2 separate regions of the Homo sapiens genome follow, and region 1 is linked to region 2. Evidence: read pairs that join two places in POLR2A ChIA-PET (ENCODE). Cell type or tissue: HepG2. All regions are shown on one strand. Each heading gives the region's core, and the rest is flanking DNA. Links, peaks and the distances in the headings are about the cores only. Region 1 overlaps UGT2B17 (UDP glucuronosyltransferase family 2 member B17). Region 2 has its middle 62 kb from the start of UGT2B15.

Evidence for each region. ChIA-PET counts read pairs that join two places held together with the same protein. Peaks named below come from ENCODE experiments on the same cell type or tissue, not always from the same donor. Only the 100,000 strongest peaks of a DNase experiment are listed, where the experiment ranks them.
Region 1: POLR2A ChIA-PET joins it to region 2 with 6 read pairs; 1 of 35 experiments calls an interaction of 5 or more read pairs at or near these places.

What each region holds. Positions count from the first base shown.
Region 1 is chr4:68,548,208-68,558,452 of GRCh38, reverse strand. It overlaps UGT2B17 (UDP glucuronosyltransferase family 2 member B17), which reads left to right. Exons shown (of 7, transcript NM_001077.4): 5 at 6,542-6,629; 6 at 7,557-7,776. Among named protein-coding and RNA genes, the nearest start is that of UGT2B17, 23 kb to the left of the region's middle. In HepG2, for the core only: a CTCF peak has its summit at 5,447; DNase peaks (open chromatin) are centred at 4,972 and 5,442.
Region 2 is chr4:68,727,708-68,737,952 of GRCh38, reverse strand. No RefSeq gene overlaps it. Among named protein-coding and RNA genes, the nearest start is that of UGT2B15, 62 kb to the right of the region's middle. In HepG2, for the core only: no CTCF peak of the experiment used is centred there; a DNase peak (open chromatin) is centred at 4,852; H3K4me3 peaks cover 713 bases.

The DNA of each region.
Region 1 (10,245 bases), core at 2,546-7,545, 180 kb after region 2:
TCTGGAGTTTAAGTTGTCTAGCTTAATTTGTAGGGCTTTATGAAAGCATAGCTTAGTTTACAGTGACTCCAAATTAGGAAAAATTGTGGAAGGGGAGGAAAAAAAACCTGAAGACACTATTTTGAAGACGTGTAGCCATGAAAAATTAGAATTCAGTCCAAACTGTAGACAGTAATAAAAATTGAAAAACATTAGGCAAGACTAGAATCTAACAACAGGTATACTGTTATTTTTGAAACATAATTTTTCTGTCTTCAGTTTCCCAATTTTACTAAAGACAAACCATGGTACAACTGATTTGCTTTATTATACTTGGCCTGATTATTGTATACAGAGGAGGAAGAATAATTTTTTATTTACATAGGCTTTTAAAGTGGCTTTGATGGAACTTTGTCTTATAGAAAGAATCTCAGATAGGACTTTTTTAAAGCTGAGGCAAGCCATAGATTTGTACCATCAAATACCTATGAGTTGGGTGAATTCCTCTCCTCTTGGGGTTCCAAAATAAACTTGGGGCTCCTGGGCCTGTCAGAAAGTTACATTCTTTGCTTAACACAGTTCAGGAACCCTGTACAGGGACCTTATAGATGAAGGTATGAGGCCAGTTTTCCCAAGGGGTTTTATTGGCTCCATAAGTTAAGTTTGATTCCCTAAAGGAAAGCCCACCATTCCAGTGGAAGCCTTGATAAAATAACCAGTTTCTCCAATTGTGTTTTGTTAAAAATGAAAATAGATTCTTATTGCACTTATGCAAATAACTGTATTGACAAAAGTAAAAAATACTCACAAATAGTTTCCAAATTCTGAAAAATCAGGTAGAGGGAAACAAATATGTTCTAAATTTTTTTCATAGGAGTATACTAAATTGTTAAAAGCTGTTAATAGCTCAAAAAAAGAAAGATTCCTTCACTCTAAAAAAAAAAACAAAACAAAACAAAGGATCAGCAATGTTTTAAGCAAAGTCAAAAAGATTACTTTAGTTTTCTATTATTTCAGTCCATGTAGTTAATTCCTGTTCTGCTTGATATTCATGAACATTTTAGTTCTCCATGAGTCCTGAAAGTTTTTCTTCCATTCTAATGTCACAATCTCCAAAATTATCAAAAACTTTTTTTCAAGAGCACCTGTTAGAATTTCATGGCTGAGTATAAAATCGCCTTCTAAAGAGGACCAAAGTCAGACAACAATTGTCTGTGGATGACAAAAAGTTTTAGGGCAGCCTCAGTCAAAGACACAATGGACAAGGAAATTTGTTACCTCTGTGGCACACAATAACTTAACATAACAAATATAATTATTACTGATAATGTACACACTAAGTCATATCAGAATTATAGGAGTTTCCCATAATTTTGGAACACATGCCAATAACATATTTATATAAATACAGCTCAAAAAGACCAAACACCATTTCATGTTTGACAATGTTCCCTGTATAATTTTTATACCAAATAAGCCAAATTATGTCATTTTTGGACTTTAGGGAAACTAATAAATTAAAGGATTACTTAGGTCAGAAAAAAACATAATTTTGGAAAATTTGTCAAATATCAAAGGATTAAAAAGCTTGATATCACAGGTAAAATAAAGCATTCATTTGACTAAAGTAGTAACTCAAGGATTTCAAAAAAAGGCAAAAATCTTCATTCTTTGAGAGAGGAGACTCAATTTGCCAAACAATAAGCCCTAATAAAACAGCATGAAGCCAAATAAGTTTGTTTTTCAAAATTGTATGAACAATCTATAAAATTCTAATCTTGACCATAAGATATAACTTTCCTCAGCCTTTCATAACGTTTATAATCTTTATTAAGAAGTCAGTTTATGCTTCAAGAAAACCTTGTTAATCTGACACAGGGGCCCATATGTTGGTCTTGCATTAGTGTGTCTTTGACATTAATGATTAATTTATGCATAAACGGAACTTATTTTATCTCTTAGTATCAGTTCTTTCAATCTCACACACCCACCTCTTCTGTGATAGTCCCTGGACCTTGAGGAGTTGAATAGCTTTTAGAAAACACTGTTAGCATTATGCCACAACAAACAGAACTTGAGGAAAAAACTTACATGAGTTGAAAATGAGTTGAAGGAGAGTGTTACTATTTCACACCCTTTAAAAGGGGAGAGAAAACCAAAAACAGTGAGATGCAAGAAAAGTTAAACTTTGGGTTAAAAAAAAAAAACTCATAATATTTTAAGAGTAAATCAATCCCTTAAGAAAATGTTATTGTTCTAACCAATTATTTAGTGCATAAGTGCTTTTTTTACATCAAGCCCAATCTGTAGAAACACCATTATAATTTCCCTTTAATTATAGACAACTTGATCATATAAAAGTTTTTTTAATCTTCTTATTGTGACTTACACAGATCATTCATGATATGTTTGGACTTTCTGGTTTGTCCTGAACATCCTTCTTTCTTACACAACTGATCATTTTATTCTAGGACTAAATTTACCACACAAGATTCTTTCTCATATAAAATTATTTCTCTTCAAGCTTTTTACAAAAAAAAAAAAAAAAAACTTTTTATTTTTATAACTTTCTTTACATCTCCCTTACTTCCTGGTTCCTTTTACCTTGTTTTATACATAACCTTTAAATAAGCTTTGAATTAGACAACACTTCTTCACCTTTTTAAAAAAGATGCACTTTTTTTTGGAAAGAATGTTTTCCTACAAATTTTTTTTTAAAAATACCCAAACAATGAAATATCTATTATTTAATTTAATATAACCTTAGATTCTAAATTATGAGTTTGTCTATAAGTATTTATCCCATTACATTTACCTAATTATTTAGTCATTTACCTAGAATATTTGTGAAAAGTGTGGTAGTCATCATTTAAAGTTATGGAATTGCCATTGCAAAATTATAACTGAGACAGTGAAAAAGATCTGACCTAACTCCATCTTGCTTTTAACCTCCAAGCTCTCCGTGTTTATTTCTGGGTGTAGGCCAAACTAACTTAAGGAGGAACTTAGTTTATAGTTTAGCTTTGAAATAAAAATGATAACAGTCTTTTCCCAAAACAAAGCTTAATGCCTGTGGACTAGATTGCTTAAGGCCACAAGATGAGAAGTTATGATAATCTTACTTAATTCAAGGTGTAGCTATTTGCATTAAACCAATATTAATGTCTTATTTATTAAAAATTACACAAGTGAAGATCATTCTGTTTTGGGCTTGGTTTACAGTTTTGTAACCCCTATGTCAAATTTTGACACCTTAAAGTATTTGGCAAGAATAAGTATGAAATTTCTTGATTAATAAATGCAAACAAAAATGTATGCTGGCAAGTCTTAATGCATTTCTAATATTATCATACTTTATCAATAATTGTTGTTATCTTATTTATAAAAGATTTTATTTAAGTTACATAAACTTGAAAAAGCATTTAATTAGTCTTTTTTTCTGGCAAAGTATTTAATTCAAGCACTTTTATTTTCTTAAGCCAATTAATTAGAGCTCTTTTATATATTTTCAGTAATAAAACATTGTGTACAAAACACATAAATACATAGATGTAGTAAGCATGCCAACAGAAGTACATCTTACAGGTTTATAAAAACTCCTCTTTGCCATATTAGACTTTCAAATTCTTGATAACCTGTTTCAATAGGTAATCTGTATGAATACTTGATCACCATAGGCAGTTGTGAGCTAAATAATCTTACATTTGCATATTAAAAGAAACCATTCAGGTGAAAATCAAATAGCAAAATTTACATCATAATGTACACAGAGAAAAAAATTGGTGTGCTAGAAGGAAAATAAAATGGATTTAATTGCCAATTAAACATAAAATTATAGAAATTATAATGGCCTTTTAAATATATGCAAACACTTACACACACACAAAAGATTATGTGGTTTTTACTTCAGAAATTTAGCTATGAGATAAAAAAAAATCACCAGCTTGCAGACAAAAACCTGTTGAATCAAAACAGTGGTTTTTAACTTAATAGAAAAATAAAAGCAAATTTAAAGCAAGAATAAAAGAAAATTTTTAAAAAAGAGAGAACTTAGGAACTCTACAGTTTGTAGGACAACCTTAGGGCTCTTAATGTATATGTGCACAAAGACCGTATTACCTTCATTTTACATAAACTCTGCCAAGTAGAGGTGTCATAAATCCAAACAGGCGATATCAGGGGATCATTCTTCTTCTTTTCTCATCATTCTTAGATTATTTGTTTCCCACTTTTTTTCCTAAAAGGAGGAACTGAGCTGTGGCCTAGGGTTTATGTGTGGTGAATCAATGTGTGCTGCTTGTGGGCAGTACTCCACAGTGTGTCACCACTGAGTTGTTTCCACCCTCTTACGTGTCTCAGTTTCTCCCTCCAGAGGTGTATGACCTCTGAGAGGGCTCAAAATGCTGGGTGATCTGCCCTCATATGTGTTTCCTGGACTAGCCTTTTTTTAAAAGTTAATTTTTCTTGGGGATTTCCCTGCAGGACCACTGCATGTCATAGGGGGTCAAACCCAAGACACTCCCACAAGGCCCCCAGTTGCTTAGGGGTGCCTTTTGCCTGGGAGGAGCAGATGCCCTTTCACTTTGGAGCTGAGAAAACTCAGTCTTTCATTTTCCTATGTAAACCACAGTTCAGTTTCTCACACAAATCCACACAGACAAGCCAAATGAGATTAATTTGGGGAATAAAAACAATAGAGGAGACCCTTTACAACACATCTCCAAACTAGAATTAGGATTCTTAAACAACAACTTCCTAGGAGGAAAAAAATAACAACAGTCAATACTACTTCCAGTAAACTGTACTCAGCCACCCTCTACTTTGTAACTCGTCTGCCATTACACACGCCAAGGTAAAATCCTCTCACAGTACAAGGTAATCTGTGGTAATCTCGAAGCCAAAGAGATCAGGTCATTCAACATAGGAAAACAGAGCTTTGGACCTAAGAAAAAATCTGCCCACAACTCTTGAAACTCCACAAAGAAAACAGAGCACCCCCAAAGGGGTGAGTGGTGCCTTTGTTCTGAATTCTTTAAAAGAGTTCAAATCATTAGAAGCCTTCTCTAGATTTTTGGTACTACAAATGGCAAAAGACAAAAGGAGGTATAGGGTGGAGGAAAAGTAAACAAAAGAACATTTGTTTTTTTAAAGACAGGAAGCAAACACAGAAACCAAGAGCATGGTTTTTAGGTTTTGTTTTGTTTTCTCTTTTGCATCTGTGAAGAATTTTCACCAAATTAGACAGGCTTTGTTACCCACAATTTGGAATTCTCACTCAGATATGATCAAGTCAGGTAAAGTTTGTCAAATCTGATGGGAGAAATACTGGAATGTACAAAAAAAATACTCCCAAAAATGTGATCATTAAGCACTGTAATGGTAAGGAGAAATTAAGTCCAGCTAGTTGTTAAACATTAACCAAGACAAAACCCCAATTCAGCTATTTACCTACGGATGGGTTTCAGGCTAAAACTGCCCTCTGTCGTCCTAGAAGTAGGAAAGAAACCTCAAATTTATCCTCCCTCCTGGGAGTGAGCTCAAACTCCATAGAGTTACCTGCCTTCCATTGTCATGGAAACAGGAAATATTGCCTTTCTTGTAGGAAGCAAGTAAAACTCCAAAAAAAAATAAAAAACAAAAAAAAAGGAGTTGTACAGCAAAATAAACTTTTGGTCTTGACTGAATTTTGGGGTATCAGGGATTCTCTGGAGGGGTTGCTCCCAGACCTCAGCCAATTGTCTTATTTGTTTGAGCCATAAAGTTAGCTCATGCTGGTACCAAGCACTGACAGGACATTTATCAAAGGTCAGGGAACCTCCACTCAGAGTCTCTTCATGGTTACCAAAATGTGAACCCTGAATATCTGAGGCAGGTCTCAGTTAATTTAGAAAGTTTATTTTGCCAAGGTTGAAAATGTGCACCCATGACACAGCCTCAGGGGGTCCTGGTGACATGTGTCCCAAGGTGGTGGGGGGACAGTTTGGTTTTATACATTTTAGGGATACATGAGACATCAATCAACTTATATAAGATGGACATTTGTTCAGTCCAGAAATGGGGGACAACTAGAAACAAAGGCAGAGCAACTTGAAGCATGGAAGGGGCTTCCAGGTCATAGGTAGATAGGAGACAAATGGCTGAATTCCTTTGAGTTTCTGATTAGCCTCTCCAAATGAGGCAATTAGATATGCATTTATCTCAGTGAGCCAAGGGCTGACTTTGAATAGAATGGGAAGTAGGTTTGCCCTGAGCAGCTTAACTTTTCCCTTTAGCATAGATTTTGGGGCACCAAGATTTATTTTCCTCTCACACTCTCATGTGTCTAGCTATTAAGTTAGAAATGTCATTTTTTTATATACCAAATTGATTATAAAAGTAAAGATATTAAATGTGGGTATTCAGCTTACCTCAGACTTTTAGTAGTTCTCATTACTTGACATCACTTCTTCTTATTTCTTCATCTTTTATATGGATTAACTGATTATTAATCTCTTCAGAATTCTAACAAGTTATATTTTTAGAGTTCTATTCATTGAACAAGATATTTTCCTTGCCCTAACAGGTTCTATGGAGATTTGATGGCAAGAAGCCAAATACTTTAGGTTCCAATACTCGACTGTATAAGTGGTTACCCCAGAATGACCTTCTTGGTAAGACTCTGGAGAACAAATACTGAATATATTAGTAACAGCCAATTAGAAGTGATAATATTTCAACATAAAACAAACATATTTAACATTTATTATTGGAAAACTAAAAAAAAATCAAATTTAACTACTTTATATTTATTTTCTAGTCTTAGTATAAGAAGAATACACTATGGTAGTTGGCATTTTGTTACATACAGTCACATTCTTTATGGTCAGAATAAAAATCTCTTTATTCAGGTGTAATTACCTCTCACAGGTTTTAAATAACATCCTGGATTTTCTGTCTCTTATTTCTGCAACTTTACATCTGTTCCTTCCCCTACTGCAGGGTTATTTCAACAGGTACTGAAAAATAACAGACATTCTTCTATTACCAGTGACTCTATTTTCTGTGGGAATAAATCACCAATCTTTATCATAAAGTGATAACACATTTCATGATGATGTGTAACCTGTCCTTCCTCAGCACCACCTCCACCCTACTCCTTGCTGCCTTTAAAAAAAAATTTAAGTATTTTAAATATTTTAACTATTTAAATATTTTTTAAATATATAAATGTGACTGCATAATTTATACTACTTAAGAGACTATGTTCTTGTATACCAAATCTTATTCTTTTCTTTTTTGCACATTTTAATTTTTTAATTAAGAATATGTTTTTTCATTTTGTTCACCTGGCAAACTTTTAAATTTATGTTTCCACTGTGAAGACACACAGACCACCACCTTTTCATGTAGCCTTCACTTACCTTTCCAGCAGAAGTAGGTGCTTCTTCCTCTGAAATTTGAAAACAATTTCAATGCAGTTTTGTGGGTATAATGTTACCTAGGGAACAGTTTTGCTTTAAGTTCCTTATATTGTGCATTTCTTATTCAATTCCTGTGCCTTATAATTAATAACTTTGTTAAAATGCATCCACTTTTAGGTCATCCCAAAACCAAAGCTTTTATAACTCATGGTGGAACCAATGGCATCTATGAGGCAATCTACCATGGGATCCCTATGGTGGGCATTCCCTTGTTTGCGGATCAACATGATAACATTGCTCACATGAAAGCCAAGGGAGCAGCCCTCAGTGTGGACATCAGGACCATGTCAAGTAGAGATTTGCTCAATGCATTGAAGTCAGTCATTAATGACCCTATGTGAGTATTACAATTTTGTGACCAGGTGGTACTTACAAATTATTTTGTCAACAGTGAATATGAGTTTGAACCCTTTGTTAAGAGACTAATTTTGAAGGGATTGAAGTGATTTAACCAATGTAAAATCTGCTCTTATTTTCCACCAGACAATTATTTCAAAGTTACATTTCAACCCCACAGATTTAATGGGTCACCAATGACTGCAATGAATTATAAAATCAAAAAAATTAAAGATATGTACATAATTATTTTAAATATTTTTAATGATAGAATACACAATAGAAATTATGTAACTAGAGAAATATGATAAAATATTTCAATTCAATACCTAAAATTTCTGAAAGTATGAATCTATTCTTTCTCAAAAATTTATTTTTATTATTATCATTATTTTAATCAATTTGAAAATGAGTTACAATTTGCATAGCATAACATTCACTAAAATTTAAAATCTAAATATATTTAGTATGTTTACATAGTTACGAAGCCACAACCCTAAATAACATTTTTGTGAGCTCAAATTAAACTCAAAATGCATGAAGTCACTCCCAATACACCTCCAGTCCTAGAAAAATACCGACTTACTTTGTTTCTCAATAGATTATTCTCTTCACATATTTTATATAAATGAAATCATACAATTTATAGTGTTTTGTAAACGACTTCTTTCACTTAGCATAATTATTTTTAGTTTTATTTATGTTGTTGGATGTATCAGAACTCATTCATTTTTATTTCTATATAATATTCTTTGATATGTTTATACCAAAATTACCCATTTATCAGGGCATGGACATTTTAGGTCTTTCCAATTTTGGCACTTACGAATATTGTTATACATATTTTCTGTGTAAAAATATGTTTTTACTTCTTTTGAGGAGAGGCTAGGAGTGGACTTGCTGAGGCATATGGGAAATTGTTGTTTATGAAGAATGGCTAAACTGTTTTTCAAAGTATTTGCATCATTTTTCATTACCACCAGCTGGATAGGAGGGCTCTAATTTCTTCACACTCTTCCCAACACTTGTTATCACCTGTCTTTCTATTACAGCCTTTCTAGTGTGTGTAAAGTGGTCTCTCATTATGGTTTTCATTTGCATTTCCTTATGGCTGAAGATGTTAACCCTCTTTTCATGTGCTTACTGATCATTCATGCATCTTCCTTAGATAAAATTTCTATTTTAATCTTGTGAACATTTTGTCATTTTTCTATTTACCTTATTATGGATTCATAAGAATTATTAATATGTTATAGATACTATCCCTTATCAAATATACGATTTTCATATATTTTCTTCCACTATGGGCAGATAGATTTTTTTTTTTTTTTACTTTTTGGAGGATGCCTTTTGAAACATGAAGGTTTTAATATTGATAAAATAAATATGTAATAGTTTTCCATAATCCAAGGGAAATAATATGGAAAATGCTGTGACTACACCAGCTACCATCAATTCAGAGTCTATTAATCCTACCAATATTATTATGATGTAAGGTGGTACCAGCTAAGAGAATACATTAAAAACACTTTACCAAAAAATTAGTAAGACAAGAAATGATTTAAAATACTTCAAATAAAGTAAAAAAGCAAAGAAACAGAAAACAGGTTAGAAAACAAAAATATATAGAATAAAATGGTGGATTTAAATGTGAACTAGGGCAATCAGGCAAGAAAAAGAAATAAAGGGTATTCTATAAATAGAAAGAGAAGAAGTTAAATTGTCTCTATTTGCAGATGACATAATTCTATATTTAGAAAACCCCTTCATCTCAGTTCTAAAATTCCTTAAGCTGATAAGCAACTTCAGCAAAGCCTCCGGATAGAAAAATCAATATGCAAAAATTACAAGTATTCCTATACACCAACAATACACAAGCAGAGCCAAATCACGAATAAATTCCCATTTGCAATTGCAACAAAGAGAATAAAATACCTAGGAATATGCCTAACAAGGTACGTGAAGGACCTCTTCAAGGAGAAATAGAAAACCCTGCTGAAGGAATTAAGAGAGGACACAAACAAATGGAAAAACATTCCATCCTCATGGATAAAAAAATCAGAATTGTAAAAATGGCCATGCTGCCCAAAGTAATTTTTTTTATTATACTTTAAGTTTTAGGGTATCTGTGCACAAGGTGCAGCTTTGCTACATATGTATACATGTGCCATGTTGGTGTGCTGCACCCATTAACTCGTCATTTAACATTAAGTGTATCTCCTAATGCTATCCCTCCCCACTCCCGCTACCCCCAAGCAGGCCCCGGTGTGTGATATTCCCCTTCCTGTGTCCTCGTGTTCTCATTGTTCAATTCCCACCTATGAGTGAGAACATGCGGTGTTTGGTTTTTTGTCCTTGCGATAGTTTGCTGGGAATGATGGTTTCCAGCTTCATCCATGTCCCTGCAAAGGACATGAACTCATCATTTTTTATGGCTGCATAGTATTCTATAGTGTATGTGTGCCACATT
Region 2 (10,245 bases), core at 2,122-7,121:
CAGAGAACAGGGAACCAGGACCTCTCCAAAAGGACAATGCAAAAATCTAGTGATTGACACTAATAAGATAACCCAATTTCTGAGCTCTCTGACCCAGAATACAAAATAGCAGTTTTAAGAAAACTTAGTAATGTCTAAGTTAACACAGGAAGTTATTTCAGAAATTTATCCGAGAAATTTAACAAAAAGGTTAAAATAATACAAAGAAATCAATCAGAAATCTTGGAACTAAGAAATGCATTTGCTGAATTCAAAATCCATTAGAGGTCTTAAACCACAGAATGATCCAAGCCCAGAAAAGAATCTGTGAGCTCTAAGACTCGTTATTTTATTTTTAAAAAGTCAAGAGAGAATAAAAAAGCAAGTGCCACCTACAAAATATAGAAAATTACTTCAAAAGACCCAGTCTAAGAATTATTGGTGTTCAAGAGAGATGTGAGTAAGAGCAAGGGTAGAACGCTCATTCAAAAAAATAGTAACAAAAAACTTTTCAAAACTTGAGAAACATAAAATGTCCAGGTACAGAAAGGTCTTAGAACACAATGCAAACCCAAATAAGACTACCCCAATTAACAAAATAATCAAAGTCACAAAGGACAAAAAAAAATACATTAAAGAAAAAAGATTGAAATCAGCAAGTGAAAGCAAATAACATATAAAACAGCGCCAATATTTATGGAGATAGACTTCCCAAAAGAAACTATACAGACCAGGAAGGACTGGAATGATGTTTTCAAAGTGCTCAACACAAAAGGATGCCACCAAAAAATATTGAAACAAAAATAATTATCAATCAAATATAAATGAGAGATGAAGTATTTACCAGGCAAACAAAACATAGAATTGACCACTGAGCTAGTCAGAGGAGAAGGAGGTCCCCAGAGAATCTCCAACAAGCCTGTGCACTGGGAGGAATGTGCACTGGGGTGGAACCTCAGGAATTTTGCACTGTTTGCAACAGGGAGGAGCCCGGCAAATATCCCATGTGGAACCTGGGATTCAAGCTGCTAGTGGGAAGCACTCTGGCAGGGGTCTCCAGCCTTGTGGAAGATCCCTGTTTCCCCTTTTTTTTTCCTTTTCACCCAATAAAACCCTGCTTTACTCACCTGTTGAACCATCTGCCAGCCTAAATTTTCATGGCCCTGAGATGGACAAAGACACCATTGCGTTATTTAGTCCACCTATTTACACTGTAATGACATCTGCTTTTTACCATTAATCTTTAAGCCTCTTCCTATTTCTCAAAGATTAAAGTCACGTGAACTGAACGGTACCACAGTTTTTAACTTCTCTTTAAAAAATATTAGATGCAAGTGTTTGTCTTTTTCAGGCCAAAATCATTTAGAGCTCTTTCTGCAGACATTACACATAACACACACGCAGACAGGCAGGAGAAAACCCAGTTCCTGGGTGGGGTTTTATAAGAGCCAGGCCAAGGAAAACATGCAGATATCAAACCTGAAAAAGAGTCAGTCCCTAAGGCAGGATAAGCCCCTACTTTGTGCAACAAAATGCACAGTGCAGGTGAGTGTGGCTGTTTCCTGCCAATTAAGTGAAGCCCAAGCTCCCTGGTTCATGGATAAAAGCCTTGTTAGTATCCATGGCATAGATGAGGTCTAGGGACTCCCAGACTACTGAAAGCAGGGGAGATAGGGTGTATGTGGGTAAGTGGGTAAGAGTGAATGTTCTCACCCCCTAGGCCCCACTGGTTCATGGGTGCATGTTGCTTTGACACCTGTTTCAGCACATACCAAGGTTACCAGCACTCGGGGAAGCAAGGACGGAAGAAGAAAAGAGGATGCTCTTTCTCCCTCATGTACCCCAGGTATCTGCTAGAAAGAGAAGAGAACTAGGGACACCTGCCACCCTCTTCCTAGGTGAGTAGCCATTCACCTTCAGTCTGTACCCATTTTGAATGCATCATGACCCCCTGGGACTTCTTTAAAAGGTGCCTTCTTTTTCCTTTCTTCTCCTCTGTTCTCTCTTCACGGATAGGTAATTATGTCTCCGTATTCTGGGACATTCCCCTCAGATGCATCTTCCAAACTGGAAAGAGTTAACTTTCCAAACCTTAAGCTGGTTGGCTAAAGATTGGGCCCAGAAGAAGGGAACCCAGAAGACCAACATGCCAGCAAAAGGGTATTTTACCAGTCTGGCTTTTGGCCTTTCTCTCCCTGTGCAAAGTGATAAAAGGCCTCAGAATTTTTGAGCTATCCTTACTCCTCCCCTTGTTTCATTTTGATACATGTTTTCTAATAACCTAGTTTGTCTGTTCTTGCCTTCAGGGCATCAAACTCCAAACAATAATGCAAGCAGAGTCTCTGACAATGGCCCTTTCTGCTGGGGGAACTCTTAGATAGGCCTGTGAGTGAGCTCTGACCACCATTTCCCAAAAACAGCACCCCTTGTCAGCAGGAAGCAGTAAAGATTGATCTTCCTTATGCTCTTTCAAATAGCATTCAGATGTACTTCTTTACAAGGGGGAAAGAGACAGCCAGGTAGGAGGTGGTCCCCAGAGAATCTCCAAAGAGCTTGAACACTGAGAAAAATGTTCACTGGGGTGGAACCTCAGCAAGTTTGTGCCATTTGCAGTGGGGAAGAGCCAGGCCCCTCCTCTTTCTGTGTGGAAGCTGGGATTCAAGCTTTGAGCAGGAAGCACTCTAGCAGGGGGACTCTGGCCTTTCAGAGTCCTCGACATTCAAACCATCTGTGAGCCTAAATTTTTGTGGCCATGGGACAGACAAGGATCCCATCTTTAGCTGAACTAAGGAAAAGTCCTGAGACTCCACCACCAGACCCATCTTGCAAAAAATGCTAATGGGAGCTCTTCAGTCAGAAAGAGTAAAACACTATCATGCAAAAAGTAACTTTTCAAGGTATAAAAACAAGTGGTAAAATTGAGTACATGCAAAAACCCAGAATAAGCTAGTACTGAATTTGTGTTCTGCATTTCACCTATCCCAGAAAACATAACAACTATAGCAACCGGTTAAGAAACAGATGATATACAAATATGTAAATCAAGATAACTATGAGTCAAAATGGGTAGGTGATTGAGTTAAAGTATATACATTTTCTGTGACTTTTGCCCTTATTTATTTTATAATTTTATTTGCAATCTAAGTTGTGATCTCTTTAAAATAACATGCCATATCTCTAAAATGGTTTTCTGTAAGTCTACTGGTAACCACAGTTAAGAAATCTATCATTGATGTACTTAAAAAGCAGCAACTTGAAATATACTACCAGAGACAATCACCTAATTATGAAGAAAGACAGGAAGGAAGGAAGAGAGGAGTCTAAAAACAAACAGTAAACAATCAACAAAATGGCTCTAGTAAGCCTTACTTGTCAATAATAAAAATGGATGTAAATTGTCTCAGTTCTCAGTTAAAAGACATAGAATGGCTGAATAAAGAATCATGCTGCCTTAAAGAAACCCACTTCACTTATAAAGCCATACATAGACTGAAAGTGAAGGGATGGCAAAATATATTCCATGCAACTAGAAACCAGAAAAGTACAGGTGTAGTTATAAACAGATTACAAATCAGACGGGAAAAAAAAAACAAAAAACAAAGACAGTAACTACATGATAATGAAGGGGTCAGTTTAGCAAGATTTAGTCATTATACTTACCAAAACCTGAGCTCTCAAGCATGTAAAGCAAACATTAACAGACCTAAAGGCAAAACTAGCATGCAACACAGCAATAGTAGGAGACTTTAACACCCCATTCTCTGTAATGGAAAGATTATCCAGGAAGAAAATCAACACAGAAACATCAGAGTTAAAGTACACACTAGATATGAAGGGCCTAACTGACATATACAGAAAGTTTCACATAATTGCTGTAGAATAGACATTCTTTTTATTAGCACAAAAAATGTCTCCCTTAATTCTATGATAGGCTACCAAACAAGCCTGTACAAATTCAAAAACACAAGTATCATATGAAGTATATTTTCTGACCACAATGAAATAAAACAAAAAATAAATTAAAAGAAGAATCTGGAAAACAGACATGAACACATGGAAATTAAACATACTGCTAAATGACAAACATGTCAATGAAGTTATTAAGAAGAAAATTTAAAAATTTTGTGAGACAAATGAAAATGGAAGTACAGCATACCAACATCTATGGAAGATGGCCAAAAAAACTGTAAGAAGAAAGTTTCTTGTAACAAACATCTGTATCAAAAAAGTTGAAAGACTTCAAATAACCTAATCCTATACATCAAAGAACTAAAAAAGCAGGAACAAACCAAACCCAAAGCTAATAGAAAGAAAGAAATTATAAAGACCAGAACACAGTTAAATAAATTTGAGGCTAAAATAAACACAATACAAAAGATCTATGAAACAAAAAGTTGTTTTTTTGTGAAGATGATGGAGAAGAAAAGAGAAAATCAGTTAAGTAAACAATTAAGGCTGGTCCTCAAAAATGCTGCCTTCCTGAAAACTCACAACTACAGGAAAAATAGAGCAGCTTGGGGAAAAACTCAGACTGCAGAAGCTGCCTGCCTAAAAAAAAAATCACAGCTACAGTGCACCTGCACAGATAAGCCACAGATAAGCAGGCAAGGCATGCAATGTCCAGCATAGAAACCCTTTGCTCTTTGTATGATTAGTAAGCTCCCAGGAAAAAGTGTCCTCCCCTTTTCAGACATGTACACAGTGGGCTCCATGGGAATTTGCAAAGAGAGGAGGGGGGTGTACCTAAAACAAACCCATCATTATACAAACGCAAGAAACAGCACTTTGTGCTTTCCTGGAGACATATCCACAATGACAGAGAATAACTGGGAGATATGCAGGCGGTTTTATAGATAAGAAAAGTTACTCAGTTACAGAGATGAAACTATGCAGGCAGTTTTATAGATAAGAAAAGTTACTCAGTTACAGAGATGAAAGCAGTTCCTCATAAGAGCTTTTGAATACAACCGTAACACAGCAACCATCAGGGAACCCTCTCCACTGCCGAGAGCTTTGTTTTTTTGTTATTAAATTTTTGCTCCAACCTCACCCTTTGTAACCACGCTTCTTAATTTTTTTGGTCCTGAGATCACAAGCTCTGATAACACCTTAGACAACCAGACCAGTGACCCTGACTTGTTTCAAAGATCAATGATGTTAACAAACCTTTAGCTAAGTTAAGCAAGAAAAACATAGACAAGATGCAAATAAAAACCATCAGAAATGGAAAAAGAAGAGACATAAAAACTGAGACCAAAATAATACAAAACTATTAGAATTGTTATGATAAATTAATAGTAAACCTAGAAGAAATATATGAATTTCTGGACTCAAAACTTACTAAGATTGAACTATAAAGCGGTTGAAAACATCAAACAAATAATAATGGGCAAGGGATTGAAGCTGTTATTGAAGTAATAAAATGTCTTTCATCAAAATAAAAAGGTTCAGAAACTTATGATCCCACTTTTGAATTATACCCAACATGTAACAGCTTGATACCAATCTGACTCAACCTTTTCAAAAAAAAAAAAGAAAAGAAAAAGAGAAATAAAAAAAAAAGGGAATAATTCAAACTCATTCTATGAGGATAATGTTACTCTTACACAAAAACAAAGCATGGGCATAACAAAACAATAAAACTACAAGCCAGTATCACTGATGAGTATTGATATGGTTTGGCTCTGTGTCCCCACCCAAATATCATCTTGAATTGTACTCCCATAATTTCCATGTGTTGTGTGAGGGACCCTATGGGAGTTAATTTGAATCACGGGGACTGTTTCTTCCATACTGTTCTCATTATAGTGAATGAGTCTCATGAGATCTGATGGTTTTATCTGGGGTTTCCACTTTTGCATCTTCCACATTTTCTGTTGCTGCTACCATGTAAGAAGTGCCATTCACCTCCTGCTCTGATTCTGAGGCCTCCCCAGCCATGAGGAACTTTAAGTCTAATTAAGCCTCCTTTTCTTTCTTTTCTTTTTTTTTTTTTTTTGAGACAGAGTCTCGCTCTGTCCCCCAGGTTGGAGTGCAGTGGCGCGATCACGGCTCACTGCAAACTCTGCCCCCCGGGTTCATGGCATTCTCCTGCCTCAGCCTCCCGAGTAGCTGGGACTACAGGTGCCCACCAAGGCGTCTGGCTAATTTTTTGTATTTTGAGTAGAGATGGGGTTTCACCGTGTTAGCCAGGATGGTTTCAATCTCCTGACCTCATGATCTGCACGTCTTGGCCTCCCAAAGTGCTGGGATTACAGGTGTGAGTCACCACGCCTGGCCAAGCCTCTTTTTCTTCACAGTATCTGGTTTGTCTTTATCAACAGTGTGAAAACAGAAAAATAGAGTAAATTGGTACTAGTAGGGTGGGGCATTGCTGAAAAGATACCCAAAAATGTAGAAGCGACTTTGGAACTGGGTAATAGGCAAAGATTGGAACAGTTTGGAGGGCTCAGAAGAAGACAGAAAAATGAGAGAAAGTTTGGAATTTCATAGAGACTTGTTGAATGACTTTGACAAAAGTATTGGAAATGGTATGGACAATGAAATCCAGGCTCAGGTTGTCTTAGATAGAGATGAGGAACTTGTTAGGAACTAGAGCAGAGGTGATTCTTGTTATGTTTTAGTAAAGAGACGGGTGGCATTTTGCCCCGGGCTAGAGATTTGTGAAACTTTGAACTTGAGAGAGATGATTTAGGGTATCTGACAGAAGAAATTTCTAAGCAGCAAAGCATTCAAGAGGTGACTTGGGTGCTGTTAAATGCATTCCTTTTTGAAAGGAAAGCAGAGCATAAAAGTTTGGAAAATTTGCAGCCTAATAATGCAATAGAAAAGAAAATCTTATTTTCTGAGGAGAAATTCAAACTGGCTGCATGTATTTGCATTAGTAATGAAAAGCTGAATGTTAATCCTCAAGACAATGGGGAAAATGTCTTCCAGGAATGTCAGAGACCTTTGCAGCAGCCTCTCCCATCACAGACCCAGAGGTCTAGGAGAAAAAAATGGTTTCCTAGGCAGGGCTCAGGGTCCACATGCTGTGTGCAGTCTAGAGACTTGGTGCCTTTCATCTCAGCCACTCCAGCCGTGGCTGAAATGGGCCAATGTAGAACTCAGACCATGGCTTCAGAGGGTGGAAGCCTCAAACCTTGGCAGCTTCCACATGGTATGGAGCCTGCAGTACATGGATGTCAAAAATTGGGGTTTGGGAACCTCCACCTTGATTTTAGAAGATGTACGGAAACTCCTGAATGTCCAGGCAGAAGTTTGCTACAGGGGTGAGACCATCATGGAAAAACTCTGCTAAGGCAGTGTGAAAGGAAAATGTGTGCTGTGAGCCCCCACAGAGAGTCCCCACCAGGGCACTGCTTATTGGAGCAGCAAGAAGAAGGCCACCATCCTCCAGACCCCAGAATGATACATGCACAAACATCTTGGACCATGCAACTGGAAAAGCCATAGACACTCATTGCCAGCCCATGAAAGCAGCCAGGGTGGAGGCTGTACCCTGCAAGGCCACAGGGACTGAACTGCCCAAGACCATTGGAATCCTCCTCTTGCATCAGCATGACCTGGATATGAGACCTGGAGTCAAAGGATATCATTTTGGAACTTTAAATTTTTACTGCCCTGGTGGATTTTGGACTTGAATGGGTCCTGTAACCCCTTTATTTTGGCCAATTTCTCCCATTTGGAATGGCTATATTTACCCAATATCAGTAACCCCATTGTATCTAGGAAGTAACTAGCTTGCTTTTGATTTTACAGGCTCATATGTGGAAGGGACTTGTCTTGCCTCAGATAAGACTTTGAACTGTGGACTTTTGGGTTAATGCTGAAATGATTTAAGACTTTGAGGAATATTGGGGAAGGCATGATAGGTTTTGAAATGTGAGGACATGAGATTTGGAGGGGCCAGGGGTAGAATTATACGGTTTGGCTCTGTGTCCCCACCCAAATCTCGTCTTGAATTGTACTCCCAAAAGTTCCACATTTTTGTGGGAGGGACGTGGTGAGAGTTAATTTGAATCACGGGGCAGTTTCACCCATACCATTCCTGTGGTATTGAATAAGTCTCATGAGCTCTGATGATTTTATCAGAGATTTCCGCTCGTACGTCTTCATCATTTTCTCTTGCCGCCACTATGTAAGAAATGCCTTTCACCTTCCGTTATGATTCTGAGGCCTCCCCAGCCATGTGGAACTCTAAGTCCAATTAAACCGCTTTTTCTTCCCAGTCTCAGGTATGTCTTTATTAGCAGTGTCAAAATGGACTAATACAAGTGTAGATGCAAAAGTCCTCAAAAAATACAAGCAAACCAAACTAATAATACATTAAGAAGATAATTTTCTAGGGTAACACAGAATTCGTGCAAGGGAGGAGGGAAGGATGTTTCAATACATGCAAATCAGTAAACATGACCCACCGTATTAACAGATCCAAGAATTATAGGATTATTTCAGTACATGCTAAAAAAAGCCCATAAAAATCCAAATCCCTATATAATAAATTATAATGGTTTTAGATCACCAAACCATCAAAATGACTTTAGAGGAAACATTCTCCAAAATGATAAAGGCCATATATGATCCATGACTAAAATCATACTGAACAAGAAAAAAATTAAAGAATGTTTCCTAGGGACTGGAACAAGAGAAAGATGCCCACTGTCAGTCCTCTTATATAACATAATACCAGAAGATGTTGTTAGTGCAATTAGGAGCAAAAAATAATAATAATAAAATAAAGTGCATTCAAATTGGAAATAAATAAGTCAAGTTATTCTTCATTGCATTTGACATAGTATAATATCTAGAAAAACCCAAGGATTTCATTTAAAAATTGTTAGATCTGATAAATAAATCAGTAAAATTGTTCTCTGTAAAATCAGGAAAATCAAAATCATATCAAGTATCTTCTTAGACCATAGTGAAGTAAAACTGGAAATCAACTCCAAAAAGAACCCTCAAAGCTATATAAATACATGAAAACTAAGTAATTTGCTCTTCAATGATTTTTGGGTAAAAATCAAGATGGAAATTAATAAATTATTTAAAATGAATGATAATAGTGACAGAGTGATCAAAATTTCTGGGAAACAGCAAAAGTAGTGCTAAGACTAAGGTTCATAGCATTAAATGCCTACATCAAAAAGGCTGAAAGAGCACAAATTGACAATCTATATTGTCACAACTCAAGAAACACTAGAAACAAGAACAAACTAAACCCAAAGCCATCAGAAAGAAAGAAATAGGAAGGATCAGAGCAGAACTAAATGAAATTACAACAAAAAATACAAAAGGTAAGTGAAATGAAATAAAAAGCTGGTTTTTTGAAAAGATAAACAAAATTAATAGACCATTAGTGAGATTAACCAAGAAAATAAGAGAGAATATCCAAACAAGCTTAATTAGGAATGAAGCAGGAGGTATTACAACCAATACCAGAGAAATCCAAAAAATTATTCAAGGCTACTATGATCACTGTTACACACACAACTAAAAAATTTAGAGGAAATAGATAAATTCCTGGAAGCATAAAACCCTTCTAGATTAAATCAGGAAGAAGTAGAAACCCTGAACAGACCAGTAACAGTGGGATTGAATTAGAAATTAAAGAAATTACCACCAACAACAAAATATACAGGTCCAGAAGAATTCAGAGCTGAATTATACCACACACTCAGAGAATAATTAGTATCAATTATTCCCACTGAAATGATTCCCAAAAATAAAGAAAGAGGGAATTCTTCCTAAATCATTCTGTGAAGCCAGTATCTAGAAAATGATATAACAACAACAACAAAACTACAGACTAATAAATGACATAACAAAAAACAAAAAAATCTACAGACTAATATCCCTGATGAACAGAGATGCAAAAATTCTCAACAAAATACTAGCTAACTGACTCCAATAGCACCTCAAAAAGATAATACATCCTGGTCAAGTGAGTTTCATCCCAGGGATACAGGGATGTTTTAACATATGCAAGTCAATAAATGGAATACATCACATAAACAGATTTAAAAACAAAAGCCACATAATCATCTCAATGGATGCAGAAAAAGTATTTGATAATATGCAGCAATGCTTTATAATAAATACCTTCAACAAATTAGGCATAGAAGGGACTTACCTCAAAGTAATAAAAGCCATATAGGACAAACTCACAGCCAACATTATACTCAATGGGGAAATGCTGAAATTCCCTCTGAGAACTGGAACAAGACAAGGATGCCCACTTTTATCACTTCTATTCAATATAGAACT